Regions from separate parts of the Homo sapiens genome. Here region 2 is linked to region 1. The links are chromatin loops, found by intact Hi-C in ENCODE. Cell type or tissue: endothelial cell of umbilical vein. All regions are shown on one strand. Links, peaks and the distances in the headings refer to the core of each region. The heading gives the core; the rest is flanking DNA. Region 1 overlaps VANGL1 (VANGL planar cell polarity protein 1). Region 2 holds the start of SLC22A15 (solute carrier family 22 member 15).

Region 1 (16,735 bases), core at 6,713-9,212:
CGGAGCTCGGGCGGCCGGCGCGGAGGTGAGTCCCGCGAGAGGCCGAGCGCTGCGCGGCGGCGGTCCCCGGGGCAGACCGTTGGCTGGGAGACGCCCCCACCTCGGACCCCGCGTGCCCCTGCGCCCTCCTCCCGCATTCGCCCCGCCGGACTTCGACCCCGGGTGGCCGGCTCCCGCCTCGGGCCGGGGGCTCCCTCCCCTCCTCCGGAGCGCTCCGGGTAGTGCTTCCTCTGACTCCACTCTTCTCCCCATGCGTTGCGCCCCTCCTGGCCCTGCCGTGCGATCTCCGCCGCACCCCACTCCTTGGGGTCCCGGGGTTCCCTGCTCACACCTCGGACGTCCCTTTCTCCCCGGGCTGGCCTTTGGAGTGCGCCCCTTCGGTGCGCGTGCCGGGGCGGCGGGCAGGCCGGCAGGGAGTGGCCGAGCGTTGGAGGCACCGGGCGGCTGCAGCAGCCGTGCAGGGCGGGAGCCGGGCGCGCACCGGGGTTCCCACCCCTGGCGGGGCTCGACCCGGGCGCCGCCTGGCCCTTCGCCAGGAACCGGGACAGAGCTGGTCTGTGTGCACACCTCGCTCACAAAAAATTGAGCCGGCCCTGGAGGCCTGGGGGGCGAGTCCGGTTGCGCCTCGGAGAGCGCAACAGGCAGGTAGGAGTTTACTTTCAAAAACGCCGGGGTGGAGCAGAGGCGCCTGGCGGGTCTCTGCCCAAGGTGTCCCTGCTGGAGGAAATCTCACCGCGCCGGGGCAGCCTTCGCCACCGGCAGGACCTCATTTCCTTCTGCAGTCTTTGAACTGCCCCAAGCATCGCGCCTAGAGAAGTGTGAAGCTTTATAAAAATTTAAACGCGTCCGTGGTGGCGGCAGCAGTGGGGCGGAGCCGCGGCCTGGCTGCTGTGTGATGAGCAGATGAGACTTGGAGCTGAGGAATCTGTTGCTCAGTTTTCACTTCTCCAAACCAGGTCTAATGCCCACGCTGCGAAGGTGTTGTGAGCTCTCTTAGATTCTCCTTAGGAAGTGTTAGAGCGCCTTATGATGATGATTGTGTAGATGGCCCATGCATTTTGTTAAAACTCTTGACCTGGCTTTGGTTAGAAATGAATGTATTCTTAGACACTTAGTCCAAAAGCTAACAAACTGTAAAAGAATCTGGCATTTTCACTGACATGTTTATAAATTTTACGGGGCTGCTGAAAAATATTATAACTTGTATCACCAGTCAACAATGCTAATTAGCATTCTCCCGTCAGTGGGTGGGTTGAGTACACAGCTCCCAGGCTCTGCAAGTGAGATGGCAGAAATTGTCTGAATACAGGGAGAGGTAATTAGCCATTTTCTGTAACCACTAATTATAGAGTTTTTAGGGTTGAATTAAATCAATGTGATATAGTTGGGGCTTTGATTTGTGGGAGGAAACTGTTTCTTTTTCCAGTTCAAAGAAATAACACGCTTCACCTATCCATGAGCATTAAACATTCCCAAACGTTGATGTCTCTCAGTATAATTAGTGAAAACACTCAGTGTGGAATTTCACTATTAACAATGTTGGCAGTGAGGCTTGCTTGCAACTTAATTTGTAAGTAAAATGGGAGAAGAATTTTGAGAGTGATATATTTGTAAGGACTGCTTGCCAAGCAGTACATTTTTATTGTCTTATGTATTAAGCAACAGGACAAAACCATAAAGGAAATTTAAAGTTTCTTTACCAAGCAACAATTCCATGTCACCCTTTGTTTGAAGGATAAATGTGTTGAATGAAGAAGGCATCCTCCCCTTCATCATCCCCTTAACACACTTATATACACACACTGTGCTTGCTACCCTAGGCCTTATCAGCTATTTTGGTGGGATGGGCCCTTGTCACATTGTGTTTTAATTGGAGGTCTCCACATTGGGGCTGTGAGCTCATTGGGAGTTAGAACTATTTTAGATCCATTTCTTTTCTCCTGAGTGCCCCACGATGCTTGGAACACTGAACCTGTGAGTAGAAGTTGAAATTGCAAAATTCTTAGTGGGGTTATATGTGGTTTGGGACAATTTGTGATTGTTGCTTATACTCCTCTATATAAACAAACAATTCTAGTAATTGCTACAGTGCTGTCAATTTTCTGTAGCTAAGAACACAGGTTCTGGAGTTAGACTCTCAACGTTTAAGCCCTGGCTCCTGTGGCAGTCTGGTTTCCCTAACTAACATGATATTAATGTCTTATTTTTCTTAAACACTTGTTATGCGGATTAAGTGAGATATTACATGTAAGTGACTTAAAACAGCATCTAACACATAGTAAACACTTGACAACTAGAAACTGTTAGACTATTACCATCATCTCTGTAAAATCAGCTAGCTGGTTAGGGTCTCGCTGTATAGGGCATGTGATTTGGGCATCATGCTATTCTATTTTCCTTAAGATGGAAAAGATTAGGTGGGCTTGTGATTGGACCATGTTTCTGTTAGCAATATTGGTTTGGTGTTAGCAGTATTGGTTTGATGTTAGCAGTATTGAAGTTTGATGCAAGGATACATGTGTGTGCTGTTGTCTCTAGCAGTGTCCTTCTGAATCCCAGTTACAGGACAACAGTGATCAGACTCTGTACCATCAGATTTACAGAGGAGATAGTACTCATGAGATCTATTTTTCTGAAGTTTAAATATCTGGCAGGGAACAAGGGAGTCACTTGCAAGCAAATATACATCACATAACTCCAGACATGTTAACGATTCACACCTCTTCAGAAATCTGTACCCAGCTGCTGGAGGTGTTTCAGGGGTAATTAATGACTGGAGCCAAGAGAAGTTATTCTGGCAAGGTGAGTTGAAATCATTGGCGAAACAAGTAAAACAAAGTTGACATTTTCTTTCCTTGTAAATAATGACCCAGAATCATTCATTTATAAGCTGTTGTAATAAAAGAATCATTGGGTTTGTCACAAATGCCATAAGCCCAGCAGATCCTCACATCAGTGACCTGCATGATGTTTGGTGGTTTATAGGCCACAAGTTCAAAATGTTTTATAGATTTGCCCTGCATCTCTGCCCGCTCCTTTCCAGCCCATGCCCCTCCAAATAAACCCACTAAAACACACACGGTTTCCTCTGGTCTCTCTGACATTTGCTTCCAACCTGGGGATGGTAAATAGAGGCCTGTAAGAAACAGAATAGAAATCACTTGTTACTCAGCTATAGCTAATAGTAGCAGTTAAAGGTGGTAGCAGAGACCAGAAAAATGTGTATAAGTTCAGTGAAAATGATACAGAAGTTATATGCCATACAACCCCTTCAGTTCTTCCTAACTGAAGGAATTTTACTCTAGTGAATACTAGTAGTAGTTGACAGCTGTGAGTGCCTACCACGTGCTAGGCACTGTTCTAATAATTTTTATGAATTATCTCATTTAATACCTACCACAGATCTATAATATAAGTAAAATAAAATCTGTTGTTACAGTTAGGGAAACTGAGGCAGAGAGCAGTTAAGTAACTTGTTCTGAGGTCACACAGCTAAGTACTAGAGCCAGGATTTGAATGCTCTTCACCCACAATTTGGGCTCATTGCTACTCTCTAGAAGAATAGTTGACTCTAAACAAAATTATTTCAATTGTCACTTTCCCCTTGAGTGCCATTTAATTAAGAATGGGTACCCCTAAGAAGAATGTTAGCTTCAAGACATAATATAAATAATAATTAATAGCATAATCTCTGCAGAATTCTATGTAAAAATCAAATATTCAGAATAATATACACAGCATATATAAGCATGGTTGTACCAGACACCACTTTTCCTTGGAAATAGATCTACTTACTGCATAGGAAGCAAAATCTCTCTTTAAATTCAGTGCGTGTCTCTGTAACCCTTACAAAGTAACTTTCCAAACCAGAGCTCCCTTAATTACTTAATAGCTCTAGGCAGAGCTGTTGATGTTTTTATAATTTCCTTTTTGCGAAGGTTAGCTTATGTTTACCACTGTCATTATCATAACATATTATTTCCTTCATACGATTTGCTAAACACTGTGTTTTCATATTAAGTAGTAGGATTTTTATATGAGTGAACATGACTTTAGGAGAGAATTCTGTTTGAGGCTGATTATCTTCATTTTGCTTTTGATAAAGGGTGGTGAAGGAGGTTCTTTCTGACATTTTTGCCTAGGAAGTCCAGAATTTAGGACACTGCCACTTAGAAGCACTCTGTGCACCTATCTCCCATTGTTGACCTTGCCTGCATGCAATGTGGTTCAATGAGCCTGGCCGTGTCCTAATATTTGCCTCCAGCCCCTACCCAAGCAGTGCCAAGCAATACACTCTTAAGGGGTGGGTGACCGGTGAGGCAAGATGCTCTTGGGCAGTGGCTGAAAGAGGCTGCTGCTGATTTTTACTCAGTGTGTCTGGCATACGAACTCTGCCCCTGAGTGGGACTGCCATGCGAGCCAGTAGTATAGCTTTTTTTTTTTTTTTTTTGATAGTTCTGGTATCACGCCTCTATCTAATATCTGCATCTTTTTTTTTGCCACCTCTAAAACTAAGGATTTAAAATAGATAATTTCTAAAGTTTCTTCCACAATGAATCTATGGCCTCATGTCCTAAGATCTGCCACAAAACCCTTCATTCAGCAGACATTTATAGGGTACCCATAATGTCCTAGGAGCTGGAAAGACAGGCAGTCATGAAAGTGCCTCTGCCCTCATGGAGCTTACAGCCTGTGAAGAAACTAGACAATAAGTGATCACACAAACAAATGTATCACTGGAAGTTGGATAGAAAGGAAGAGTACAGGGTACTAGAGAAGAGCCTGACTGAGATTGAAGGATCAGGAAAGGCCTCTTGAAAGGAGCAGTATTTAAATTAAGGAGTGATGAGTAGGAATTTGGCAAAACAGGGCATGTAAAGGGTGAGTACCAACAGATATACTGGGCTCTGCCAAAGCCCTAAGACTCTACCTTAAAGGAGCTGGGGCTAGAGAAGGAGGAGGGAGCTAGAGCGTCGGGCAGGACATTGCATACCAAATGAAAGATTTTTGTATTTTATTTAAAGTGCAGTGGGACACCACGGAAAGGTTTTAAACAGGGAAGTGACGTCTGCATTGTAATTTAAAAGGTCACTCTGGCTGCTGCCCAGCCTGGGCCAAACACAATATGAGTCATGTCAGGGGTCAGTATGATAGACAGTTCCAGGTTCTAGGAGCCATATTCCCACCTTTATATGACTGTCCTATTCATGCTGCTGTGACAGCCTATCAGTGTATTACCCTGGGAACCTGATTCCTTTTCATTGCTTTATTGTCTTTTCTGATAAGGGATTCCTTCTGACCTTATCATGAGTTTGGTTAATTTCTTGTGTATGCAAGGGAACTATCTCATAGATATATCATTGCAGTGGTAAGCTTCAGGATATCCTTTTCCATTAAGTCTGTTGAAGTTCTTACCTTGGCTCAGACTCTTTTAAAATAAGTTCACTTCGGATTTTATTAGTTTGCCTCTTATTGCATCCTCTTAGTCCTCACTCAGATCTTGGATAGGATAAGAGTTGGTAACTATTAGAAACGGTATGACTTAGAAGGGGCCTGAGCTGTGTATAGGCTGGTGAGGACACCTGGAGGCTTTGTAGTGGTCTAGCCCTGTGTAGGTGGAGCCTGGAGGAAGTGGGTGGCTGTGAATCAGTAGAGTGAAGGGAGGATCAGAGAGGGTGTTGAAGGTGGCACAGGGTTAGATCCTTAGGATGAGGGTATTGCTTTAGCTGAGGAATTGGGAAGAACAGGACAGGATACTGGAGAGCACCTATGAGAGGGATGATGGTATTCCCAAGGGGAGCAAGAGGAATCTCAGTAGGAAATGTGCACTTGGGATTTAGTCTTTCAGTAAGTATTTGTTGGGTACCTGCTATGTTCAAAATATCCTGGGTGGAGGTAAGACGTAGTTGCTGTGTTCAAGGAGCTTCTGCCATAGGAAATCTGTGGATGGAGAAGACTGAGAAGAGTTTTGAATGTCAAGGGATAACGTGATGAGGGGAGAGGAGAGGGAGTGTTAGAGGAGAAGTAGTAACATAAGCGGCATCAAATTGGAGGCTAGCCAGCTGCAGAGAAACTCTGCTAGGGCAGGCAGCATGCCTTTGTCATTGCTGTGCCCTAGCATTGCCTAGCATGGTCTTGTAGGTGCCACTTAATATGGAGGTGGATGGACTAATAAATGAAATAAAAAGCACTGGGGGAGGAGGACAAGGATGTTACTTGGCTCATAGCAATCCTTGGCCAACTTTGAGTTGTTTCAGTGGAGTGTTGTGGATGGAGATTTGGACTGAAAGTGGAGAAGGAGGGAGTGACAGCATGTATAGACCACTCCTTTGGTAAGTACAGGAAGGAACCATGGGAGGGAAACCAGACTAGGGTGGTTGGTAGAGTTAGATAAAGCCTTTCCCTGGAGGGCAGTTGGGACCCATGGTTTCCTTTGAGGGACAAGCCTGGAGTTGTCTTAATGAATGGCCACAAGTTTTCAATGAGGACAAGGAATGAAGTCCTCTGGCAGAGGGGGAAGGGAATAAAACTTGGGTTACCATGTGCCAGAGACTTTACCTTTGCAGTTTCATTTAATCCTCACAAGAACCCTGGGAAGAGAGAGTATTAAATGACCTCATTTTTATGGGGCAGGGTTGGATAAGCTCAGAGAGGCAAACATTTGCCCCCTGATGTCACAGCTAGGAAGCACCAAGCTGGATCTGCCCACATCTGCGGGGCCTGGGCCACCTGCCTCTGAGACACTCCAGCAGCATTTAGCAAAAAGTAGCTGGAAGTTGGGATGGAATGGGGAATCCAGAGTTATGGGTTGCAAGGCAGAGTGTAGGAGTTGTGAAGGGTTAATTATGAATCTAGAAGAGAGTGGGAAATCGGTGTTCTGGGCCAGGGAACTGGACATTTGAATCTGCAGATCAGCAGAGGCTGGGTGAGGGGCTTTCAGGGAGGATCTCAGTTCACTCAGGGCTGGAGATCTTCGAAGCACATCCTAATGTTGACGTCTGCCTGTTATGAAGCAGGTGAGAAAACAGCAAAGCCCAGGGCAGAAAGGAAGTGAGACTGAGGTGTTGAAAGCTGATTGAAATTGCTAGTGAAAATGGTGGAGACAGTAGGCAGAAAAAAAGATGACTCAGCCCTTGAAGTCTTCTAGGAAAGTAGGGTAAGTCCAGGAGCAAAACTTAGCATTTAAAAAAGGCCTGCTGTGTTTTCACATTTAATCTTTACAGCTACCTCCCCCCACAAACCCCCACCATAATAGGCTGCCTTGCTTCCTTTTTATGGATTGGGAAGTCTCTGAGGCTCCAAGGAGAAACTGCTTTGCCCAGGTGTACAGCTAGTTAGTAGGCAGCGGACTGAGATGTGTGCTCCGTTCTGTCTGACTGCAGGTGAGCCTTGTGGCAGGAAGGCCGGCACAGAGACTCTGCTCTGCTTCTTTCCAAGCATTTCTCTCATTAAAAAGACAGAGGAACAAGCATTTCGGAACCCGCAAAGAGAGTGCTGATAGACAGTGACTTTCGTTTACCTAGCACATCTGGAGCTCGCGCTGGGTGCCTTCATAGTTGTTAGCTCATTTGGTCTTCACGGCAACCCTGATATTTGCATTTTACAGTTACATGTTCAAAGAGGTTTACTAATTTTGACTGGGGCCTGATAGCTAATAAGTGAGTAAAACCCGAGATTGGAACCCACCTTTGGAAACTGTGTCTGCTTATATTTTCAGATCTACCTGTGAGGTCGGTGGCTGGTTGGTTTACCCTGTTTAACAGATGAGGAAACTGAGGCATAAGAAAGCAAGTGGCTTATCCCAGGTTGTACTAAACAGTGGCTGGGCTCAGACTAGAACTCAGGTTTCCCCAGGGCTAGCCTTGGGCTCCTGATGGCAGAGGAGAAGTGAAATGGTAAGTCAGGGCATCAGGGACAAAGGAGGCTGGCCCTGGGTGGCAGACCTTGGAAGTGATCGTACCTGACTCCCAGGAAGAATGAATGGTAAGGGTAAATACACCCTAACTGGGATTAGAGGCTGTGGGGGCTGTATTGGTGGTGTATGGCAATTTGTGCTGACCTGATTCCCTCCAGACTTATGTGTTGTTGCTGGGGTCAGGGAAACTTGGCCTCCTCCCAGGAGGGTTAGGGTATGGCATTTACAGCTCCTTTGTTTTTTCTTCACACTTATCTCACTGGCTGTGTTTGCAGTTTCAGCTTCCAGCGGCTGGAAGAAGGAACCCTGTTGAGCTGAGACTAGCTCTGGGGTGAGGGGTGCAGAAAGAGACAGAACTTGTGGATCTCGGTTTTCTAGAAGTAAAAATTTTAGCATGTGGGAGCTCAGGAATGTACTTGGAAATGTTTCCAATTTATTTTTATTGCAAAGCAATATCTAATGAAAATGTGGGAGAAGACCCAGGAGCCTGCAAATAATAAATTGCCTGCTTTCATTTTCTGTGTCTCCTTTTAAAAATCTTTGTCCTTACATAAGCAATTTTATACAATTGTAACTGTAATGTTGGTTCACTGTGTATCAACAATACTGTATCCTGCTTTTAAAATTCATCATTATAAGAGTTTCTATTCTTTATAATGATCATTTTAAACATATGTGATACTTTTCTGGTGGATGAACCATGTTTTCCTTACCTATTCCTGTATTCTGGGGGCATTCAGATTGTTTCTAGCATTTTATTATTTATAGACAATGAGACCACAATAATTTTTCTTTAAAAAAGAAATCAGTTCCCTCAGATAAATTCCCAGAAATTCGGATCCTAGATCAAAAAGATTGAAGATCTTTTTTTTTTTTAATTGACTTTTGGAAATTATGACCAAATCCCTTAAAAGCAACTTCGCTGGGTATTGTTTTTTTAACCAGCAAACTGGCAGTGGGGGGCTGGGCATTGTGTGGAGGGTCGCAGATGTGGAAAGCCACCTCCTAAAGCCAGTGAGCAGGGGTCAGGTCATCCTGAGGACGTGGACAAGTGCCTCCCATTTTCCTGCTGCTGTGGTAGGGGTTCAGCTTGCTCAGCGCCTATCCTGTCTCCCTCCCAGACACCTGGGAAAACTGGTTGCTGCATGGGTGGAGCATTTACAGTTCAGTTGCTTCACCCTCACTCGCTTGTTCCATGATAGAGACCCCAGAGAGGAGGTGTGGCTTTGTCATTTATCTTTCAGCCCCATTAAGGTTGGCTCTGAAGATTAATGTCTTTTTTTTTCCCCCTCTTTCCCAGAATTTGTTCCTGTTGAAGAGTGGCTCCTCTTCTAATTTCCAGACTCCTTGAGGTTTTAGGAGTCTGGTAGGTGAAATTTTCTACCTCTAAGGAGAAACAGTACCTGCTCCTTCCTCAAGCGCAAGCCCTCCATTGCTATGGATACCGAATCCACTTATTCTGGATATTCTTACTATTCAAGTCATTCGAAAAAATCTCACAGACAAGGGTATGTAAGTTGTTCATTATTACACTTTTCCTTTTGGGGAAACCTACAGGTTGGTGGGGTTCTCTACACTCACTTTTCAGTGACTCAGCGCTGGACATTTGGTCGGTTGGTGCATGAGAAGCTGAGCTTTAAGAGCATTTAACATTCTTGGGAGTAACTACGTCACCAGTTTACATTTTATAGCCACCATTAGAGTTGATGACTTTAGTTTCTCACAATTGGTTTTAAATTAAAGTTTCTTCCTGCAGTGGAAATGTTTTTCATTTCTAGGTATTTCTTTTTTTTTTTTTGAGACGGAGTCTCGTTCTGTCACCCAGGCTGGAATGCAGTGGTGCCATCTCGGCTCACTGCAAGCTCCGCCTTGTGGGTTCACGCCACTCTCCTGCCTCAGCCTCCCGAGTAGCTGAGACTACAGGCGCCCACCACCACGCCTGGCTAATTTTTGTATTTTTAGTAGAGACGGGGTTTCACCTTGTTGGCCAGGATGGTCTCGATCTGACCTTGTGATCCGCCCGCCTCGGTTTCTAGGTATTTCTTATAGGTATCGGCTCTCCTGAAAGCTTTATGAAGAATGTAAATGGAAGATTTAAAAAGTGTTCATTGCTTGTTGCTTTTCACCTGAAGTTGTTGACTCATTGTCCATTATGCCTTTGTCATGAGGCTTATTTAGTGAACTGGTAGGATTGTCCTGGCACCTTATTCTTTTTGACTAATCTTCAGGTGAACAAGTTTGGGTTTTGAAAACACTGTCCTGAGTGATATTGGTCAAACTTCCCCTTCTCTGCAAAATTAGCAGGTGTGCACTGGTATTCTTAGGGCCTGCTGTGTTACTGACCTGTAGAATGTTTGTTAAGTAGAAGAGCAAATGAATGAATAAAGAAATCAGTGAACAGATAGGTGGCACTGTACCAGTTAGAATTGTACTTGGTGAAATTGCAGTGCTGCTGTTTACTTAGCCTTGTCATCTGTAAAATGGGTACAGCAGTCCTCTCCTACAGGGCTGTTGAGAGGATTAAATGAGATTATGCATGTGAAGCATGTAACACAGTACAGGCTGGAGGTCAGTCAACAGTGGCTAAAGTAATGCTGTAATGGCCTTGGCATTTCAGCACTATGTTCCAAGGTATCAACTGGCCCCAGCCCAAATGCCCAGCTCTGCACTGGCTTGGGAATAGTGATTGTAGTGGTTTTTCCCTGACTGCGCTCTTCCCCATACAAGCAGCCGAATGCAGAGTGAGATTTTGTTCTGTAAAACAGCAGTGAGCTACATATATCTAATTATTTACAAGCCCATCTGGATTACTAACGTAGAAAGAGGTTTGGGAGGGTGACCTCCCAAGCTGCCAGGAGTGGTCATCCATAGGGGGAGGCTCGGCAGAAGCTGGAGAATGATGGAAATTTTCATTTATCTTTTTGTACTTGTTCAATTTTTTTTACAAGTGTATATTTTGTAATTTTTAGAAATGAATGGAATATAGTATAAGGATAGGTTCTCAAAGATGTTTGATGACTTGAGGAAACGTTCATGAGACCATGTTAAAAGAAACAGGATTCAAAATGTTGTATGCTGTGATAGTTACATAGACATATGATGAGTATTCACATAGTGACTATGCCTGTCTCTGAGTGTAGGATTATGGTCGTATTTTCTTTTTAACTTTAATTGTTTTCTAAATTTTTATGTATTGCTCTTATCAAAATTTGGGGAAAACATGTCAGCGAGCTTGTGCTGGAGTCCAGGTAAGGCTTTCAAATAAGGATGAGAAACAGAAGGAGCTCGGGGCAGGTGCTGCTGGACGGGGCCTGTGGTGACATGGCAGAGCCCAGCTCCTGAGACAGTCACAAACCCTCTGGCCATAAGAATTGAATCACACATTTCAGCTGGTGGGTAAACTTACCAGATTTAGTTATGAAATACCAGAAACAGCTGTTTTAAAATACCAATTTTGTTTAGCACTACCAATTCCCTTGTCAATACCAGGCTTCCCTCATCCACACCACAATGACAGAAGTAGGAATTTGGGATTCCCTGGGTGCTTGGGGATGAACAAAGCAGGTTGGCTTTGCAGTATCCTTTGTGGGAACCATCTCTGGGCTCTTTTGTCTACACTCGAGTTCTGACTTTCACGCTTCGGGGCCCATTGCTACGCTCTGCTATTTCCTTAGGCCTCTTGGGGCCTCCAGAAATTGATATTCCAATGCCCTTGTAGTAACTTTAAGAGACTGTAACTTCCAATTAAAACAACACGCAGAATTTTTAATGCATTCTTGGACCCATATAGAAAGTACTTGGCAAATGTTAATACAAGCTGAGTCTTTTAATCAATTATTCAAAAAATGTTCCTGGATATCTACTCTGAGAAAAGCTCTGAGAGAGGAGATGAACCTTAGAGATTTGTAGGTGCACTCCATGGGTTCTTTAAAAAACACCACTACCACCTACGGGTGGTGGATTCTCCAACTGACTGCAGCATAGGGCACAGCAACTGTGGGGTGAGAGGCACCATCCCTAGAGAGCACGGGCTGTGGTGTACTTTGCTGGGGCCTAAAGGATGTTAAGCAGTAGGGTTGCCCCCCACAGGCATGAGAGCAGGCCCCAGGCCCAGCTAAGGGTATTTTGTCCAAGGAGTGTTCCTGTGAAGGCTGCCCTGCTCAGAGGTTTGTTGGGAACTTGAATGGAAGGGTAGGAGGCGGGTTGGGGTTGGAGGGGGACCATGCTCTTTGGTAATTTTAGTCAGAGTCCAACTCAGGGAGGAATAATGAAATGCACCAAACTTGATATGCCTGATGACACCATGATCATCTTAGAAGACTGGCCAGGTTCCAAGCAGATGACAAGTGACTGTTTTCTAACAAAGAGGTCAGTGGCCTGGTTTTGCGATGCCTGCAGTCTCCAGAGGGTGTCCAGTTAACTTGCTGGGAGAATGGTGTGGACTCCTGCTGACCCCGCCTAACTTTTGTCATTGTGGTGTGGATGAGGGAAGCCTGGTATTGACAAGGGAATTGGTAGGGCTAAAAAAAAAAAAAAAAAAAAAAAATTGGTATTTTAAAACAGCTGTTTCTGGTATTTCATAACTAAATCTGATCAGTTTACCCACCAGCTGAAATGTGTGATTCAATTCTTATGGCCAGAGGGTTTGTGACTGTCTCAGGAGCTGGGCTCTGCCATGTCACCACAGGCCCCGTCCAGCAGCACCTGCCCCGAGCTCCTTCTGTTTCTCATCCTTATTTGAAGTTGGGTTTGGAGCACAAGTTCCCTAATTTAAACAGAGCAGCTGCCAGTTATGTTAACTGCTTTGGGGGTGTCTGCTAGGCCCCTCCCTCATAGCCATTGTCTCCTATTCTCACAGCAGTCCTAGAATGGCGGGAGGTCATAGCCCCATTTTACGGGTGATGAAATCGAGGCACAGAGGGCAGTGTTATTTGCCTAAAATTACAAAGTTAGTAGGTGCCCTCAGCAGATTTTGGGCCAACCTTGTTTCTTTAGAAGAGAAATGCTACTTTAGGAAAGGGAAACGAAGGGTGACTCATGTGATTGATGTGCTAAAATGCACAAAAAGAGGGCCGCCGGGGCAGTGAGGAATTGGTGCTTTTGTTTCAAGGCTGCTTCAGAGTCTGTGTGTCCTGCGCCCAGCGCTCCTACCCCAGCCATAGCCAAGAGGAAGCAGCCAGCCGGGCCCCAGCAGCCAGCAGAGAGAAAGGACGGGTCGTGGGTTGTGGGAGAGAAGGAAAGGGAGGAGTAACCGGTGGGGCCAGCTTTCCCCAAATAGAAATAGGCAAACAACAGAAACAGGACTAAATAATCTTCCCAGGAAATGCTGACTGTAAGTGAGAACAGTGAGAATTACAGGGGTTCTAGCTGGAACGAGGAGGGTGACAGCAACCCCCAAGGGCTTAGCTCTAGAACCACCTAAACAGATGCATTTGCTCACACACGTGTGGTGCAGACACATGCCCGGGCTGCCTGCATGCCACCACTTGCTCTTCCTGCCCCTCACACAACACGCACAGATATACTTATCTTTACTCATACAGGCAGATGTTGCGTGGAGACAAATTCAGAGATAAAGATACGAAGAAAAACTCTCGTAGCTGACACAGCCACCCAGCAAAGGCACAGAGGTGATCCAGACCACTGAGGCAGAGTTGGAAAAACACACATGTATACATGTGTTTGTAACACCTCTCCCTGTGGCTTGGCAGTCTGTTTACTCTCCTGGTCTCCCATTTCCATACTCTTAGATGCCGTGAACAGATTGTCTTCATCATTGGGGAACCCTCTCCCAGACAGCACTTGGCAGCCATAGGTTTTCCCTGGAGTTGTGGCATCTGGAACTACAGGGATGAGCATTTGAGTACATATTACAGTGAGGTGGCCACACTGTGACCCGCAGTTCTGCAGACTGGAAGGCACTGAATGCCAGGATTTTTGCAGAGTGTCACTATGAAGTCCTGACTTGGCTCAGAGACCTTCTTAGAGCAGTAATTCGGGACCAGTGGATTTCTGATAAAGTTATTCTAATTTTCTAATAATTGTTTTCTAATAAAAGCCATATGGCAGGTCCTGCTCCCTTGGTAGCATGACCAGTACCTGGCGCAGTGCTAGTGCTGAGCTGACAGGAAGTGCCTCACCTTCATCTCTCACTTGACAGTGGGTGGAAGGTTCTTGGCTCGGTATCCCTCAGTCATGACTGCACACTGTCCTGAGCTTTTCTCCCAACTTCATCCACTTCATACTATTTTAATAAAGCGGTGCTGTGTATTATAACATTGTGCAGCTGAGCATTACACTCATGGCTCCCATTATCAAGCCCCTGCTATATACAGGGCATTTCACAAAGAAGCAAACTTCCAAGCAGTCACTCAGCAACCTCCTCCTAGGAGCATTTGGGGAAGAGAATCTTGGGGCAAGTTTCCTTTACCACCTGCAGTCACCTGGGATGCTGGGAAAAATTTTGATTTCTGTTGTCTCCCTTCCAGAAAATTATTTGAGAGTGGGGCCAACAAATCTGCACTTGAGTCCATACCTAGGATAGTTTTTCTGTGCAGTTTTTTAAGTTTAAGAGGTTTTTAAAGTTTAAGACACACTGGTTAGGGTTTTGGGCTCTGGAGGATGAGAAACCTTGCTTGGGTTATCAGATAACAGATTCTTCTCTGGTTTCCCTCCGATGTTATCAGGGGAATTGTTGGTTGTTTCACATTTGGGTGCTCCTGGGCCTTTTAAGAGCCAGGCTGGGAGGGCTGGTGATGGCAACCCTGGCTGGCAACAGAGGCTGTTTCCACCCCTGGGTGGCTCCCCACCTGCTTTCTGCCCTGGTAGGGTTCAGGCTCCGGGAATTGGCACTCAGTGAAAGAATTTTGATTTCCAGTGGAATTTGTGCTGTCACAAGATTTGACCCATGGGACTAGTGAATAGATAGATGGGTTAGGTGAGCATGTGACTTGGCTGGTGGCCGAGAGAGTGATAAATGTGAGAGTAGCTGGGGAAAATGGAAACGGATTAAGATAGAAGAGGGGCATTGTCCATCTGGCCGATGGCAGGGCTGGTGGAGCAGCAGTTCTAGACTATTCTGAGGTTAGTTCAGAAACTGACCTAACAACGTGGGAAGTCTCTCCCAAATTGTTTATAGTTTCTCACAGTGGGTGCCTTTTGAAGTGATTGTATTTGACAGCCCAGAGTGTTGGGCACACAGCTTTGTGCTATCTAAGGTCACGGTCCAATTGTGATTCCTAGCAATAGCTTCAAGGCATATTTCATAGCTCTAATAGTTTTCAAGTATAAGGGTGTGAGAATGAGCTTTAAGAATATTTATGCCATGAAATCTTCCAATTGCTCTTCAACACGGTGCACCATAGTAGGTGTGAATAGAAGTGGTGGCAACAGACCTGAATTCAGGTCTGCCACTGACTATAATACTAGCTTGAGAAGTAACTTGAACTCTGTGAGCCTCAGTTTCCTTGTCTGTAGAATGAAGACAATGATACTGCCTTCATAGGATTATTATTAGGATTAAATGAAATATTATAGTGAGGCATTCAGCAAAGTGTTCTATAAATTGGGGTAGGATGTGAGGTAATTGGCATTGTTAGATGCGTCTCTGGGTAAACAACCAAATTTTCTGCTTATTTGGCTGTTTCCCTAGCTGCCTTGTTAAAACAAAACACCTGAGTTGACCAGAACACCTCTGTTTTTAGAATCTAACTTTGCAGTTGTATTAGTCTCTTCTTGCATTGCCATAAAGAAATACCTGACACCTTCATAAAGAAATGAGGTTTAACTGGCTCACGGTCCTGCAGGCTTTACAGGAAGCATGGTACTGACATCTACTTGGCTTCTAGAGAGGCCTCAGGAAGCTTACAGTCATGGCAGAAAGTGAAGCAGTAGCAGGCACATCACATGGTGAAAGCGGGAGCAAGAGAGACAGTTGGGAGAGGAGGCGCCACACACTTTTAAACAACCAGATCTCCCAAGAACTCACTCACTATCGTGAAGATAGCACCAAGCCATGAGGGGTCTGTCCCCATGATCCAGACACCTCTCACCAGGCCCCACCTCCAGCACTGGGGATTACAATTGAGCATGAGATTTGGGTAGGGACAACTATCTGAACTGTATCAGCAATAGAGTGTGATTATAAGTTATGCTGTAGGAATAGAATTGTTGTCACTGAAAGATTCCCTTGGCCATGGGAGCCTCCTGGCTCTATGAAGGAATCAGCCAATGCTTATCCCAGGGAGGTAATGATAAGGTCGAAGTTTGACAAGAAATCTACGTTTTCTTAAGCTAAGTAGTAGGTTAACAGAAGATATGTTGTGTGTTAATAGTTCTATTTACATCTCTTTCTCCAAGGTTATACACACTCTGCATCACTAAGTCAAGACACCATTCTTTGACACTGGCTAATAGTAATAGCAATCATAGCCACTGTGCATTAGCACTTACTCCACATCCTTGTACTGAGCACTACTTACATTATGTGGTGTTGTCATTGTCACCATTTCATACATAAAGAAACCAAGGTTTTCAGAGATTGAATAACTTGTGCAAGATCACACATCTGGTAGGGCAGATCCAAGATCTGTTTGTCTCCAAAATCTGCTTCTGTCCTGCCTGGGAGACCTTGGGAATGACGGCAAGTGGTTGTAGGAAGGAGGGCTGATGTCAAGGTGGCTGTGGGGGCAGGAGGCTGAGGGAACTCACTGACCCTTGAGGGACTCCTTAGGTGGGGGATTCTGGGTTTCCTGTTGGCAGCTGGAGGGGGAGTGCCAGTTCCCATAAGTGGTTATTGCCCAGGTTGTGACCTTGGCTTGG
Region 2 (16,735 bases), core at 5,217-7,716, 330 kb after region 1:
ATGAAAGCACTATAAAATCTTACTGCCAAATCTAGACATAAGCATCAGGAAGAAAAGAAAATTATAGGCCTAGTTCGCTAGTCACAGATGTAAAGTCCCTAGACAAAACACTAGCAAATTAAATTTGGCAATAAATAGCAATATCGTGAGCAAGTATTAATAGGATTTATTCCAGTAAAGTTCAATATCAAAAAAACTATTACCATAATGTACCCGATTATCAGATTCAAGAAGAAAAACAATAGGATCATGTCAATAAATGCAAAAAGCACTTATTAAACTTCAGCATTTATTAATAATGAGGATTCGTAGGAAACAGCCAAAGAAGGAAACTTTTTAAACTATTAATAGTACTTATACAGAAAACGTTTCCTTAAGTAAGAGAGAGAAAAAAATCTTAAGAGTTTATAGAGTTTACAGTTTCCAACCCACTGATAAATTCAATTACAGTGAGCATTCATTTAATTGCTAAAAAAAGAAAGCAGCTGACCAGTAAAGCCTAGCTACCAATACGCTGCAACAGACATCACAATTAACGGAAAATTTTGGAAGCATAAGAAGGATACTGGCAGGTCAAGGACACTAGCTGGTCGCCATTTCTATTCAATGTTAAACTAGAAGTCATGGTCTAGACAATGGAATACTATGCAGCTGTTAAAAAGACAACACATAATAAACAAAAAGGCAAATGAGGTTAGGAGGTGGAGGCATGAGGGGACTAACGCAGGTGTCCAGCGTCCCTTGGCCCTGCCACGCTTTTTTTTTTTAATTTCCACCTGACAAACTGCCGTTTATCCTTTAAATACCTTGGCAGCCATCACATCCTGCCCCTTCGTCTTTTGCACTTCCTTTGTACCTCGTGCATACTTCTATAAGCAAATGTATCCGACGGTTTTACAAGAATTTGCTTGCCTACCAGTGTACTTAACCCATGGCTAGCACAGAATAGGACTGGAAAGAAATGCTGCACAGACAGCACTTTTCTCTGAAGGCTCTAGGGCTCCCCAAGCCCCCGCATTAAACTGGTTTGGGCAAAACGACAGGCATTGCTGAGAGCCGCCAGGCCGCCCGCCAGCTGCGGGTCCCCTGTAGGCAGAGCCCTGGGTCACACGCGGACGCGGTCCCGATGTTTCTTCTCAGGCCCTCAGCCCGGCCCACTTCCTCTTTCCTCACTTTAAGGCGCAGACAGCGGTCCCTCTCAAAACAAAACGTACACCAAAACACCATTTTTTTTTTAAACAGGAAGTCCAGAGGCCCGGGTCCAGGGCATCCAGCCCCGGATCTCGAACGCCCTCCTCGCCCCTCGCCCCGCGTAGCCCGGCTGCGCTCCCCGCTCCCCGCCCGGCGTCCACCTCTCGAGCCTGACAGCCCCGCCGCCCGCGCAGGCGCCCCGCCCCGGCCCGGCCCGCCCCGGCCCCGCCGCCAGCGCTTCCATCCCCGCCCCGGCGGGTCCAAGCCGGTGCCGGGCGCCCAGGGGTTGCCGCGCTGGGCGGGAGGGCAGCGCCTGAGAGGGCGGTGGGGTGGCGGGGTTCCTGCGCGCGGCCCGCCATGGAGGTGGAGGAGGCGTTCCAGGCGGTGGGGGAGATGGGCATCTACCAGATGTACTTGTGCTTCCTGCTGGCCGTGCTGCTGCAGGTAAGTCCCCGCGGCCCCGCAGCCGCATTTCCCTCTTCAGGGCCGCCCGGCGCAGGGCTAGGCGTCCGCTCCCAGACCGCCGGGGCCGGGGCCGAGGCCGAGGCTCTGCAAACACCGAGGTGTGGCGAGCGTCGGGGTGGGGCAGGGGCGAGGCGCCGCGCGGTGGCCTGGGCCCGGCCGGCAGCGTCAAGGTCGCCGGCCGGCCTCAGAGCCTCTTGGGTTCTGCTGGGCCCTCCACCCCGCCACCTTGAGTGGTGGAAGGAGCGTGTTGGGGGAGGTTTCTCAGCCGCTATGCTGGTTAAGGAGGGATGCAAAATTGTGTTACCTGCCCTACGCTGTTGCCTATAACACGCTGCAAATATGAAGGGAATTGTTACCCTACCTGTGGCACTGTCACCTTGGAATCTAGGACACAGTCTTGATAATCTGCAGACAAAAGGTTGTGTCTAGGATCGCCTCCCTCTGCGCCGGGTGTCCTCTGCCTCTTTTCCTGGGCTTGAGGGGGCTTACTCTTCTAGGGGCTTTCAAAGCATAGGATTTATTTCCCTCTGGTTTAAGTTCTGCTGGCTCATTCGGCCCTGCGCCAGCCTTGGGCTGAGACTCCCGTGAGCCGAATAGTGCCATCTACCATGTGTGGTTATCAAATGGAATCACTTCTTCATTATAAAGAATTCTCAGAACCTACTTGTACACCCCAGCCTCAAAATATCGATTCCATATGCGAAAGGTCACTACAGATTAACTGCGCCAGGCAAGGATTAGTCCTTCACCAACTTAAATGGCTCATTTGACATTAGTCGCTTCTCTCAATATGCCAGAGGCATTTCATTCACAAATCCTTTCTTAGTATTTGCTGTGAGCCAGCCATTTTACTCTTTCCTTCAGTCATCAGGTTTAATACGGGCTAGGATGTGCTGAACATAGGGATGCCATGGTGGACAAATCATTGACTGCCCTCAGGAGCTTGCATTCCAGTGGCTGCGGGTGGGGCAGGCAGACAGTTAAGTAATTTAGTTAGCATGTGATGATAGTTATTCTGCAGGAAGTACAGAGTGGTCATGGATATAGCCACCAGTCCACAAGTTGCTTAAAGCTTGCATAAGACAGTGGCTCAACAGGAAGATGGGGGAAGGTAGGGGTTGACTTATTGATTAAAATGTTTGGAAGTTCAGTTGATTTCATCATCAGCCAGAAACGGTTCAAATGATGGAGTCAGTTCTTTTTCTAGCCGAACAGTTCTCAGCTCACGAATATGTGGTATTCTGAAGTTCTTTTAAGCTCGTTGTTTTAGCTTTAAACAAGCTTTCCCCAGGGAGAAAAAACGTTCAAGCTAAATGATAAGAGTATTTAATACCGAGAAAGAAGAATTGCAACCATGATGCCTGATCTTTATTTATAACAGTTTCTTTGAGAAAACCCTTTTTTTCTGTTCCAGCCATGAATTCCAGGAACATACATCCTTTCTTGAACAATCCCAGCTCCCCATCCCTCTATCCCTACCCTTCACTTCCTGTTATCATTTTCTTATTTGCCTAGCCAAGTATCCACTAACTTGGAGTAAGTTTGTCTTCAGTAGAGTGAGGTTCTAAAAAGGCCAGTGTTCTCGGTTTAGGACCTGTTAAGTTTCTCTAACTTACTTTTATTTATGGTTGACCCAGTTAGTTAGAGTTTGCTATCAAAAAGTTCCAAGCCCATGCCTATGACCGTTCACTAAACCTTGGATGATTTATGGTCAGTATTTGCGGTACAAGGACCAGGTCTTAGAGTGTTGGGGATGAGTGACTGATTGTTTATCTTATAGATGTGGGTGGGAAGATGCCCTGTAGCTGTGCTTATACCAGTGGAGGAGATGCCAGCCTAGGCAAAAGTGAATCCTTCACATGCTACGTGTTTTTAAGGACTCAGTTACCCCATTGAGATACATGATCCAGGGGGTTGTAGAGCCACCCAGAGCTACCCTGGGTATGAGAGTGGATATCCCCAAAGACCTCTCTACCAAGTCTGTTGTTGGAGATGTTTTGTATTACGGCAGCTGGTCTGTGGAGTGGGAGTACTGTGGAGTCCCATTGCTCAGTTGTATCACAGGTGATTTCATCATTCTTGGGGATGAGGTTTTGCTTCCCCCAGCAGAGTAAGAAGCCCTTTTTACACAGTTGCCTTAAATGAAAGGGGGTTTTTCTGCTTTTAAAATCAAAGGAGTTTTCGTACCATTGCCCAAGGAAGGGGCAGACCAACAACACAGCAACAAGGCCAGAGAGAGGGAGCCTCTGCTTCAGTGGGAGCCTTCTCCCCATCTGCGATTTGATAATGATTAACCCCAGCTGAGAGGCACAAAACCAGAAGGACAGAGGTGGAAATTTTACAGGCCTTTTAACATTTTCCTTCTTCTGGGACCATTATTATTATTTTTAAAAATGATTTTCCCTTTACCCCAAACACATCTATGTTCAAACTAAGAGGACAAAACCACATAGCAAAGCCAATTCTAAAGGGTTTTTGGTTAACTGTTTTCTTGAATTATTGGTACCATCATGTAGATCATCAAAAGTTACTTCACTATCCAGTTTCCTTTGGCTAGGAGACTTGCCCTCATACTCCTTGCAAACACAATTTTTGGAATCTCAATAGCATTCAACTTTGAGATAACTAAAGAACAGATGCAGATTTTGCAGATTTTTCCTCAGCGTAAGATGCAAATGCCCTGAAAATGGTGATATGTGGTATTAATGTACATAAACAAAAAGTGAAGGGAAAAAGATTGCCTATGTAAAAATGGTTGACTTATGAATAAACAATAAGCTTTACAGTTAGAAACATTCTTACCATCAAAATGTACTTGCTCTCCCTAGGATCAGAGCTATCTGCGATATTTAAATAGGAATAATTCTATTTAGCATATTACTGTTTCTCTTCTGATGGTGATTCCGAGTTGCTGCCATCGTCACTATTTTGTGTTTGTGTATGTGTTTGCTTGTTGTCTAGGCTCTCTGGAGGAGGAGGGTTGGAATACAATTCATTGTTTCTTGATTCCTTTAGACATGCAATGAAAATGGACGTTACTTCTTTGTTCTAAGCCAGAGGCTCCTGCTTTGTCATTTTCCTCAAAATCATGAATCGTACATTATATTATAATTTGCACAGAATTTAAAGCCCCCATTTACTATCAGGAACATGTAATCTATAACAAGCATTCACCAGCAAAATTGTGATGCTGTGCTATGAATCTCATCTTAGATTCTGGTGTTCAGGAATGCATTATTTTTATATATATATTAAGTATATATATATACTTAATAACCTTATTTTTTAGATCCTGGAATGACCAGTGCATTAATATTATCCATGCAATAAATAGCTTTTCTCAGCATTTTAGAAAGTAGAATGATTGCAGAAGAGGAAACTGTAATAGTCAACACACGAAAAGATGTTTTAACTTCAGTGGTCATCTGGGACAGGCATATTAAAATGGATATGAAATACCATTTCACACTTGCTATATTAGCAAACATTAAACAATCTAACAGTACAAGTGTGATGAAATGATAAATAGAAACTATACCCCATTTAGAGAACAATTTGGCACCATCTAGTAGAATTAAAACCTAGCATTGAACTCCTAGGTACACATCCCACATTGTCCCTTGAGCACGTGCATAGGGAGATATGTGTAAGATGTTTACTGCAACACTGTCTATTATAACAAAAGTTAGAACCACCTGACTTTCAAAACAAGACTGGATAAGATGTGGTATAAATTTAATAGAATACAACGTCTGAAATAAATGAACTAGATCTATATATGACTATATGGAGGAATTTCTAAAACACAATGTTAAGTGAAAAAAAAGCAGAACAGTGTATACTATGTGACACATATTCTTAATACAAATTTTAAAAACACACAAACCAATGCTATATTTGTTTCATAAATATATATAAACAGTATAGAAATATAAGAACATGGAGTAGAAAGATCCACACCCAATTCATGAGATTGGTTGCCTCTTGGGAAGGAAGGGAAGGGGTGGGCTTAGGGGAGGGTACAAAGGAGATTGCATCTGTTATCATTTGTTAATTGTGATAGTAGTTTCATGAATCTTATTTTTTGCTTTTCCATATTAAATATTTTTAAGTGAAAAGATGGTAAAGGGAAGAAGATATGCATATCTAAGAGAGAATACTATAGTTTGCTGTATGAGAATAATGGTTCATTCTTTTTTAAAAATCAATATTCCTTTGATCAATTATGGCTGTGAATTGTGGTCCTTTAAACACAGGAGGGTGGGGTAGAGTGAGTTTTATTCAGCCTGTTTTGTTAAACTTCATGTAGAATGCTATCACAGCTTACCTTCCCTATCTGCTTATACGTGGCACCATGTCCCTCCACAGGAAATTCTTAGGTCTGATGAGATATGGCTGAGATCATAGCTGGTTCTTCTAACCTCCCTGGCATAAGCAAGTGATGAAGTTCACACCATAAGCATTAGTGAAGCTCTTGTTCAGTTATAAAAGACTAACTGTCATCCCCAGGATGTTCTCACCATCACTGAGGCTTCAGCCATGATGAGAACCTATGGTCTTACTAAGACCCTTTCATGAGTCCAAAACATGTGGCCATTTACCAGGGCTCTCTGTCAGTTTGAGCAAGTTTTATGCAGCTCCTACTGTCAAATTTTATTTCAATTAGCCCTCACACAGTGGCCTGGAGGTTGGGTCTCCTGAGGGTTTATGGTGATCTGGGAACTTTTGCCTTTCACCAGTTTAGGTGGGTGGGGCAAAGAGACAAACACAGTGGTTTGGTCAAAGAAACCAAACCCACACTGGCCCCCACACCCTCAGGAAAACTGTTGTTGTCCATAGACAGACACTGCCCCCTAGTGTAAAGCAGATAAAGTTGTTGATCTATTAGACAGATTTTCCTCCAGGGAGGCTGTAGAGATACAGGAGGCCTCCAGAAGGGTTAAGGAGCTCCTTTGAGCCTGGATGTCTCAAGAATTAGGACATTCCATGGAAAGCAACTAGACTGATACCTCTGCAGCACCCAAACCCCCAGCCGAATGCCTTCCAAGGCCATCCCTGGCTGTTTGACTTGTGCCTTGACAGTGAAGGTATTATCTTCCAAGATAGCACAAAAATAGTCATTAAAGTCACGAGGACAGGCAATGTGAATATGGCAGAAAGAACACTAGGCTTGAATGTTGTGCTACTCTGCTGCAAGATGGCATTATTAGGCAATTGTTATTAGGCAAATGACCCATCAGTCTCTACTGTGCACTTGGAAATGGCTGGATCACGAAAGTTTAATTTGTTTTGCAAGTTTAGGATTTCTCAGAGTTTCCCAATGCCCAACAATTAATTGGCCTTGGGGCAGTGTTGACCCTAGGTTTCAGAATACCAGCTTGGTTCATAACCACAATTAGAGGTTGCCTTAGAAGAAAAAGACTCTCAAATCCAAAGATGCACACAGCTCGGGACTCTCCTCTCTGACTTCTTTGACCAAACACTCATGCAAATTGATATCTGCCTTCATGGGACATCATATAGTACTCAACAAATGGCATATGGTGATTGTAGAAAAAAGAGAAAATATAGAAATTAATACAAATCACTAGTGATTCTACCACCCTAAAGTAAAGCATGCTCACATTTTGGTGTATAGCCTTCCAGACTCTTTATTATATAAATATTGTATATCCATCTTTTTTGCAGAAATGTGTATCATAACTGCATTTTGTCTCTCAGCAATGTTGTGAATGCGTTGCTATGCATGTAAAGGAACAACTACATATTTTTTAGTGGCTGTAGCATGGTATTTCAATATATGGCCATAGTATAATTTGCTATTCAGTTCTCTTGTGTTGCATATGTTATGCTTCCTCTTTTTCAAGTTCACAAACCCACGCAGCCCATGGTATTGGTTCTTTCTTCTGTTCTGACCTTTACTTCTTGCCAGTTGATTGTTTATCAGTCTTCTCAAGCCCAGACTTCTCCTGATTCCATTCATATAGTTCTACCTAGATGCTTTTTGTCCCAACTTCATGGATAAAATAGAGGTTAGCTGGTGTAAATTTTCTAAACATCGTTTCCTTTTACTTCAAAAGTTTTTTTCATCCTCACCTATCTTAAATACCTTCTCTGTTAGGGAACATGTCCAAGAGGAAGACATGTTTCTGCCCTCTTGCTAGGGATATCTTTTCACTTTTGTTTTTGATTCTATGTAATCCATCAGTTATTTCTAATCCTATCTCTTTCTGCATTCTCTGCAGAATAGCCTGCATGGTAGATATATGGAAATTGTATTAAATAGCATTAACTCTTAATAAGTGATAGAGTTATGCCCTTCTGGAGCCTTCTTTAGTTGTGTTTATCTAAGGAGAAAGTCTCATTTGGTGTTAGCACTTCTAAAAACATTTCCAAATATTTCTGTTTTAACAAAGGGAATGAGCTAGCATGAAAGAATTAGAGGAGCTTCAGTAGAAAACATTATCTAGTTGGAACTTAATATTATTCTGTTTTATTGTATTTATTCATTTTCTTTTAAAACTTCTTTTAAAATTATGAGACATTTCTGATGGAAAAATACAGAGAGTAATATGACAAACGCACATGTACTTGCTTCCAGATTTAATAAATGCAGATATTTTGCCTTATTTGTTTAATGTTGTGTCAGTCATAGTTCTACTGGAGAAGCAGGACCCCTAGGATGGAGATGTGTGTGTGTGTGTGCACGCGCACATGTGTGTGTATGTGTGTTTATGTAAGATTATATATGTATAATCGATGCATCATTCATTATGGAGATTTGACTGTATACTGTTGCGGGAGCTCGTTCAGCAGGCCCTGTAAGGCTGTTGTCTTCGTGTGTGATGTTGGAGCTTGAAGTCTGCAGGACAGGCAGTCGAGAAGGGAAGATATGATCTGGAGCCCATCAGAAGTGACTGGAATCTGTGTCATTCTCCCTGCCTCCAACCTTGATGAAGTGGCTGCCTTTCATCATAGAATTAAACATGTACCTGGGCAAGGAGTCAGAGCAGCTGAAGGAGGATCCATGGGAAGGTGGAGTGGTTGCAGCCTCGTGACTGTGCCACGCCAATGAGGTGGACCAGCACATAAGTGGTAAGCTATGTGAGGCACTAAGGCACCTGCCCCAACCTGGGCATAAAATGCAAAAACAGCTGCTCTTTCACTTTCACCCCTCTCCCAAATCTAGCCTGAAAATGTCTCCTGTGGCCCACCTTAAATAAAAACATACTAGCTAACACTTGGCATTCTAACATTGTGCATATTTTTGTAGTTCCACCTGCCAAGTGATGTCTGAATTGATATAAAATTCTATTTTATGTTAATTTACTAAAATTAAAACATTTGAATTGATTTTAAAGAAGACTATTGAGTAAATACTAGCAGACAGAAAATGGGCATGTGAAAACTAGCAAGGGGTACTCAGATGACTGAAGTTAGGGAAAAGCTGAGCTAGCCATATAATTCTTCCCAGTTATGTAAAGATATATTCTTTACTTTCCTGACTCTGATTGGGCTATTGCTTTACCAAATAATTTCTTTTCCTGAGTTTTGTTTTCATTAACTCCTTAGCAGCCTTTACTACCTGCTCAAGTATCATATTAACAACCTTTTCCTGATTCTCCTAGGTGGAATTCACATCTCCATTCTTTGTGCTCTCATGAACTTCATTCCCAGTATGGCTAATATAGCATTCATCACAATCCACCTTGTATTTACAGCTTTGGATATACAGTCATGCCCCACATAACAATGTTTCTGTCAATAATCACATATGCGACACTGGGCCCATAAGATCATAATGGAGCTGAAAAATTCCTATTGCCTAGTATTTCCTGTGCTATATTTTTAATTGTTATTTTAGAGTGTACTCCTTCTACTTGCAAAAAAAAGTTAACTGTAAACCAGCCTCAGGCAGATTCTTCGGGAGACAGTCCAGAAGAAGGCATGGTGTGATAGGAGATGAGGGTTCCATGTCTTCAGGATGTTGTTTTCCTGAAGACCTTCCATTGGGACAAGATGTGGAGGCAGAGACAGTGGTATTGATCCTGACTCTGTGTAGGTCTAGGCTAATGTGTGTGTGTCTTAGGTTTTAACAAATAAGTTCAAAAAATTTTTAAAAATAGAAAAAAGCTTATAGAATAAGGATATAAAGAAAGAAAATATTTTTGTACAGCTATATAATGTGTTTGTGTTTTTAGCTCTGTTACTACAAAAGAGTCAAAGAGTTAAAACATTTTAAGTTTAAAAAGTAGAAAAGCTACAGTAAGTTTAATTATTATTGGAGAAATAATTAAAAAAATAAATTTAGCCTAACTGTACATTGTTTACAAAGTCTACTGTAGTGTCCTAGGCCTTCACATCCATTCACTCCTCATTCAGTGACTCACGCAGGGCAACTTCCAGTCCCGCAGGCTCCGTTCATGGTAAGTGTCCTTTACAGGTGTACCATTTAAAAAATCTTTTATTGTATATTTTCTATGTTAGGTATGTTTAGAAATACAGATACTCACCATTGTGTTGTAGTTACCAACAATATTCAGTATAGTAACATGCCTTACAGATTTGTAGCCTAGGAGGAATAGGCTATGCCATATAGCCTAGGTGTATGGGAGGTTATAGATCTAGGTTTGTGTAAGTGCACTCTGACGTTTGCACAATGATGGACTCGCCTAAGGACACATTTCTCAGAACGTTTCCCAGTTGTTGAGTGATGCATGACATATGACTGTTTGTTGTCCTCATTTGAATGCATGTGCCTTGAAGGAAAAGACTACTTTTTATCCATTTTATCATCTGAGGTGCATAATATAATGTGTTGCAAAGTTTTGGTGCTTGTTACAATTTTGTTTTTTTTTTAAAATTAAACCATTGAAGAAGAAGGGATGGTCAGCTGGTGGTGTTACCATTTTACTTGAAAAAGAGAGAGAAGGCCGGGCGCGGTGGCTCATGCCTGTAATCCCAGCACTTTGGCAGGCCGAGACAGGTGGATCACAATGTCAGGAGTTCAAGACCAGCCTGGCCAAGATGGTGAAACCCTGTCTCTACTAAAAATACAAAAATTAGCTGGGTGTGGTGGCGGGTGCCTGTAATCCCAGCTACTCGGGAGGCTGAGGCAGAGAATTGCTTGAACCCGGGAGGCAGAGGTTACAGTGAGCTGAGATCGCGCCACTGTACTCCAGCCTGCGTGACAGAGCGAGACTCCATCTCAAAAAAAAAAAAAAAAAAGAGAGAGAAACAGATGCGATTAAATACTTTGTTCAGAATTTTTTTTAAATTTATTTTTAAATCGAGGTGGAGTCTCACTATGTTGCCCAGGCTGGTCTTGAACTCCTGGACTCAAGTGATCCTCCTGCCTTGGCTCCCTAAAATGCTGGGATTATAGGCATGAGCCACCACACCTGGCCTAGTCTTAATTAGTGATTGGAGCAAAAATTAGCTAACAGAGTTACTAGTTTTTTTTTCATCTTTTTTTTTGGTTATACCATTATGCAAGGAGTTAGTTAAAAAATGTATTTGATAGACTATACATATTTGATATATATATGAGATAGACTTTTATGTATATAGCAGTGTGTTGGGTTCTTTAGAGGGAAATAGCAGTATAAATTAGGGTTTCTTTCCTTCAGGAGGTGACAAATCATTGAAAATTAGAGTTGAACTATTATCTACACATTATATAATGATACAAAGCAATATTTCCCCCGTAAATAATACAGCCAACTAATGCTTTGGAAATTAAGAAGGGAGACGGTGTGGTCTAGAGTGATTTGTTGAAGCCGTCAGAGAGATATCTGAGCTTGAGCTGAACTTTGAAGCTTGGATTTAGGGAGAAATGGGAAGGTCATTTCAGGTAGAAAAACATAAAACTGGAATAAGTGTGGAAGAGGGAATAACTTATGCCCTTGCTACACAGAGTATGGTTGTTGGTTGTTGCAGCTTATTGGAAATGCAGACTCTTACCCCCACCCCAGACTTAGGGAGTCACATTAAATTTGGGAAGCACTAATATATGCTATTTGTACAGTGCTATGCAATTCACTGTTGACTATGGAGGAATCCCACTTGACACTGAAGATGGGTTAATATGATATTAATGACTTGGATAAAGATGTACCATTAGCGTCTGGTCTTAACTGGAAGAAAACGAAACAGAGAGGTTTGGATTTGCTCAAGGTTTAATTAGAGCTGAGGTTCAGACTTGGATAACAGATTCCACTGCTTTCACACCACACAGTGAATAAGTCATGTTAGGGGAATTGAATAGGCTGGTAGAGGAAGCTTGAATGCAGATTAGTTAGCACCTGGACCATGTGGTGGAGGATCTGGAATGCTAGAAAACTTATCATTTATCCATTAATACGTTTTGACTGGAAGAGTTTCATGAGGAGTTTCAGGGAGATTGATCTGGTGTCATAATGTAGATAGATTTTTTTTTTTTTTTTTTTGAGACGGAGTCTTGCTCTGTCACCCAGGCTGGAGTGCAGTGGCGCAATCTCGGCTCACTGCAAGCTCCGCCTCCCGGGTTCACGCCATTCTCCTGCCTCAGCCTCCCCAGCAGCTGGGACTACAGGCGCCTGCCACCACGCCCAGCTAATTTTTGTATTTTTATTAGAGATGGGGTTTCTCTGTGTTAGCCAGGATGGTCTCGATCTCCTGACCTTGTGATCTGCCTGCCTCGGCCTCCCAAAGTGCTGGGATTACTGGCATGAGTCCAGCCAATGTAGATAGATTAAAATGAGGAAGAAACAGTATTTAGAGGCACCAGTTACTCCGGGTGTGTTAGTGTGTCTCAAATTTTACACAAAAAAAAATAGCTAGTATTAGTAAGTCAACCAACAAATATTTATTGAATACCCACTTTGTGCTGGACACTGGGCATATAATCCTGTCTTCATGATTATGGTCTTGCTTATGTAATGCTTTTGATTGAGTCAATTAGGTAACTGAGTACTAAATGCATAAAAAAACTAAAGGTAATGGCAACAATAAAATAATCTTTGATTCCTCCCCTCCCTTTATTTTCTCCGAAAAAAGCTCTGGCCCCAAAGTTAAGTGGTTCTCGTTCTCATCCTGGTTTTGCAATTAGTGTTTTATATAACATTGAACAATTTACTTAATCGTTCTGTATCTCATTTTTCCTACTTAAAAAAATAAACATTGTACTGAACCATGACTTCACAGCACAAGGTATTGTGATGAGATAATTTATAGGAGACTTTTTTGGTTTCCTGAGAAGTATTATAAGAGCTCTTAATGGTGTTAATATGAAATTACTTTAAAAACCTTCACTTCTTGAAACTTTAAAAATTTCAATCCCCTAGTGCATTTTAGTCATTTTTCTAATTATAATTACATTGAAAGGGGGAAAAAAATCCAGCCATCTGTGGCACTTGTTCTCCTTCCCTAGAGGTAGAGCTAGAGAAGATAATGATTTATTTGAGATGTTGTTATTCCCACTCTGGTAGACAATGGATAGTGGTTGCTGTTTGTGGCTTTAAGGCCCATCTGCTGATGGGTGCAATTTTATTAGGCAAAAATATGTGGGTGAATGTGTGCATGGTAGTTGTAGATAACAGTGGAGAGAAGAACGAGCGAATATTTTTGTTTTTTGGGGGGGAAAGGAATACTATGTGAGCTGTGTGAATTTGTCACAGCCAAAGATAGCAAACCAAAGAGAACCACCCCCATATTCTATGTGTAGGTGATTCTTCCCCATGGCTAGTTAATGCTAAGCCATCTTTGACTTTCTATGACCATATGACCCTTGTGTAAGTGACTGCAGAATAGAGGATCTATTTTTTGGGGGGGGACTCTCTCTGTCACCCAGGCTGGAGTGCAGTGGTGCAATCTCAGCTCGTTGCAACCTCCGTCTCCTGGGTTCAAGCAGTTCTTCTGCCTCAGCCTCCCAAGTAGCTGGGATTACAGGCATGTGCCACCATGCCCAGCTAATTTTTTTTTTTTTTTTTGTATTTTTAGTAGAGACAGGGTTTCACCATGTTGGTCAGGCTGGTCTTGAACTCCTGACCTCAAATGATCCACCCACCTTGGCCTCCCAAAGTCCTGGGATTACAGGTGTGAGCCACTGCACCGGGCTGAGGACCTAGTATTAATCTGAATGCAGTGTTTAAGCATTGCCTCTCTGAGCTAATTTCTCATAGTACCCCTTTCATAGCATTTATGAAACAGTATCATTACTGCTTGCCTCTTCTGGCTCCCTTATGGTTAGCAAAAGTAAGCATGACTATGGGTATTGGAGGAGACAAAAAGGCTAACACCGTTTTATTGAGGCTGGCACTGCATAGAAGAGTTGCAAGTTTCTGACTCTTCTGGTGGCATAAAGCTGTGGACCTGTGTGTTCTGTGAGGGCCTTGGATGTGTGTGTGTGTGTGTGTTTGTGTGGGTGTGTGTGCATGTGCAGGAGGTGGGTGAGGAAGACATTGTGAAGAGTGGGAGGAGAACAGAGAAGATGAGAAAAGTGGAAAGTGCTTATTCTGCCTGCAGGTTGCTAGAAAGAAAACTGGTTAATACTGATTAATACAGATAATACTGATTAGGTAGATTTCACTATTCCCTACATTATGAATAAGGGTATATAGCAACATCACTTTATTTTTGAGTTGTTTTCTCCAAACTGGCTTTATTGAGAATGGTGTCCTTCATAATGGACCATGCCTCAGATTAGAGGACCCTTTGGAGCATTTCTTCTTTTATCTGTAAGGTTGCTTATCCTAGAACAATCCAGATAAAAATATGATATGTTGGCCAGGCACAGTGGCTCATGCCTGTAATCCCAGCATTTTGGGAGGCCGAGGCAGGTGGATCACTGGAGATCAGGAGTTCAAGACCAGCCTGGCCAACATGGTGAAACCTCGTCTCTACTAAAAATACAAAAATTAGCTGGATGCATTGGCAGGTACCTGTAATCCCAGCTACTCGGGAGGCCGAGGCATGAGAATTGCTTGAATCCGGGAGGCAGAGGTTGCAGTGAGCCAAGATCGCACCATTGTACTCCAGCCTGGGTGACAAGAGTGAAACTCAGTCTCAAAAAAAAAAAAATGATATGTTAACATATATTCAAAAGAAACTTTGAATAGTGCCTCGCACATAGTTAGCATTATAAAGGCATGTGCTATTATTGGTATTCCATCCTGGTCATTTATTCATTCACATGTTGAGTGTGTAGGCCCTGGGTTATTTGCTTTGGAAGCTCAAAGGTGAATCAGACTTAGATCCTGCCTTTAAGGAGAGTATATTTCAATAGAACAAAATAAAATAAGCAAATACATAAATATAATACAGTGAAGGAAATGGTTCATGCTCTCAAAAGTCTAGATGGAGCTTTAGGAGTGAGCAGCAAGAAACAGGAGAGGACTTCTGGAGGGCTTGGAGACACAAGCAAGACAGTAAGGAAGTCTTCATGGAGGAGGTGATATCTGTGTTGCGTCTTGGAGGATGGGGAAAGCTCAAACATTTGCAGCAGGAGAAAGTGCCTTCCAGGCGAAGCGAATGGTATGAATAAAGGTAGGAAAGGGTACATTTAGAAAACATGACGAGTTTGCTTTGCCTAATTGAAGGCTGTGCATTCACTAGAACGTGTGTTTCGAGTCCTCTCCTCCCGAGTTCCCTTGCCCCATGTTTTTCATTGCTTTATACCCATCAATTAAATTTCAGCAGAGTATAATAATCAGGGGCAGTTACTAAATGGGTGTAAGTGGCTTTGTAATTATAGCTGCTGCTAAATGTGTAATCTATCTGTTCTTATAATTAGTAAGGTTTTTATTTTTATAAGCTGATTACCTCCTATTCGAAAACTTCTGTAACAGTATGCAAATAGGAGCCAGGAAACATATAAGTCTAGGAGCTTACTTTCCCTTGCCCTGTATAATAAATCACCCAGCATCCTGACCCATGGCAGCTTTGTACCTCTCCAGAGAGGCCCACCATTGATGGACTCAAAGTAGATTGAGAATGCCTTAGATCCTCTCAGCCTTACCCAGAATGGAAACATCACATCTGTTTTTTTGTTTTTTGTTTTTTGATACGGAGTCTTGCTCTGTCACCCAGGCTGGAGTGCAGTGGCGTGATCTCAGCTCACCGCAACTTCCACCTGCTGGGTTCAAGCGATTCTCCTGTCTGAGCCTCCCGAGTAGCTGGAATTACAGGTGCCCACCACCACACCCGGAAAATTTGTGTATTTTTGGTAGAGATGGGGTTTCACCATGTTGGCCAGGCTGGTCTCAAACTCCTGACCTCAAGTGATCCACCTGCCTCGGCCTCCCAAAGTGCTGGGACTGCAGGAGCGATGATTAAAGGTATTTTAAGACATCAAGTTCTAAGTTAATAGGGATAGTTTATTTAGATTGTCTTACTCTGGAGCAGACTAATTATGTGTTTTCTTAATAAATGTTAAACTTGAAATAATCGTCCAACAATGGGAGTTAATACTAAAAATCCATAGCACAAAAAGATTGCAATAGGGCTTGACTTATAAACCCAATTTCAAGTAGCTGTAAAGCCCAGAACAATCAGTGACAAATGGCATATATGTTTAATAAATATTTCTTGAATGAATGTGTGAAGTATATTTCTTGAATGAATGCGTGAAGTATATTTTCTTTGCAGGGGGACAACTATGGTTAGATCAAACCAAGACTAGGTACAACTCAGGGTTACAAAATGAATATCTATAGCTGGGACTTTGAATTTCTTAAAATCTTATTATGAACTGTATATCATATTTTAAAATAGTGCCTACTCTAGTACATATTATGCTTACCTGCTTTAGTAAAACAATACAATATATATTGTTTTCTGAGACAATTATACTACAGAAAGTCTCTTGTTTAGATCATGAATCCAAGGTCAAGATGCTCCTAGCCCCCTAGTGAATGCTTATCTGACCTGAAGATATAGTGTTGAAGAGATAATAGCTGGAATGTTACTCTTTTAAATCAGAGCAAATAATGTTTTCCCTGCCCTTCTACTTTTGAACCATATAAGCATATAAGCATATAAGCAGTGTCTTTAGCATCAGAAATATCTCAAAGAAAGAAAAACCTCTGAAAAAGTATAAAGT

What was found. A loop is a pair of places that touch in the nucleus more often than their neighbours do. Peaks named below come from ENCODE experiments on the same cell type or tissue, not always from the same donor. Only the 100,000 strongest peaks of a DNase experiment are listed, where the experiment ranks them.
Region 2: a loop joins it to region 1, with 3 times the contacts of the local background. A loop is called at or near these places in 1 of 110 quality-filtered maps.

The regions. Positions count from the first base shown.
Region 1 is chr1:115,642,062-115,658,796 of GRCh38, forward strand. It overlaps VANGL1 (VANGL planar cell polarity protein 1), which reads left to right. Exons shown (of 8, transcript NM_138959.3): 1 at 1-25; 2 at 9,216-9,423. The coding sequence starts at 9,353. Among named protein-coding and RNA genes, the nearest start is that of VANGL1, 8.5 kb to the left of the region's middle. RefSeq lists a silencer at 1-630 and enhancers at 1-524, 8,987-9,281. In endothelial cell of umbilical vein, for the core only: no CTCF peak of the experiment used is centred there; DNase peaks (open chromatin) are centred at 7,060 and 8,140.
Region 2 is chr1:115,975,080-115,991,814 of GRCh38, forward strand. It overlaps SLC22A15 (solute carrier family 22 member 15), which reads left to right and starts at 1,434. Exons shown (of 12, transcript NM_018420.3): 1 at 1,434-1,635. The coding sequence starts at 1,549. It overlaps LOC101928977 (a long non-coding RNA gene), which reads right to left and starts at 2,197. Exons shown (of 5, transcript NR_125970.1): 1 at 2,018-2,197. RefSeq lists silencers at 1,281-1,510, 1,571-1,820, 13,440-13,601. In endothelial cell of umbilical vein, for the core only: a CTCF peak has its summit at 6,510 (motif pointing left); no DNase peak of the experiment used is centred there.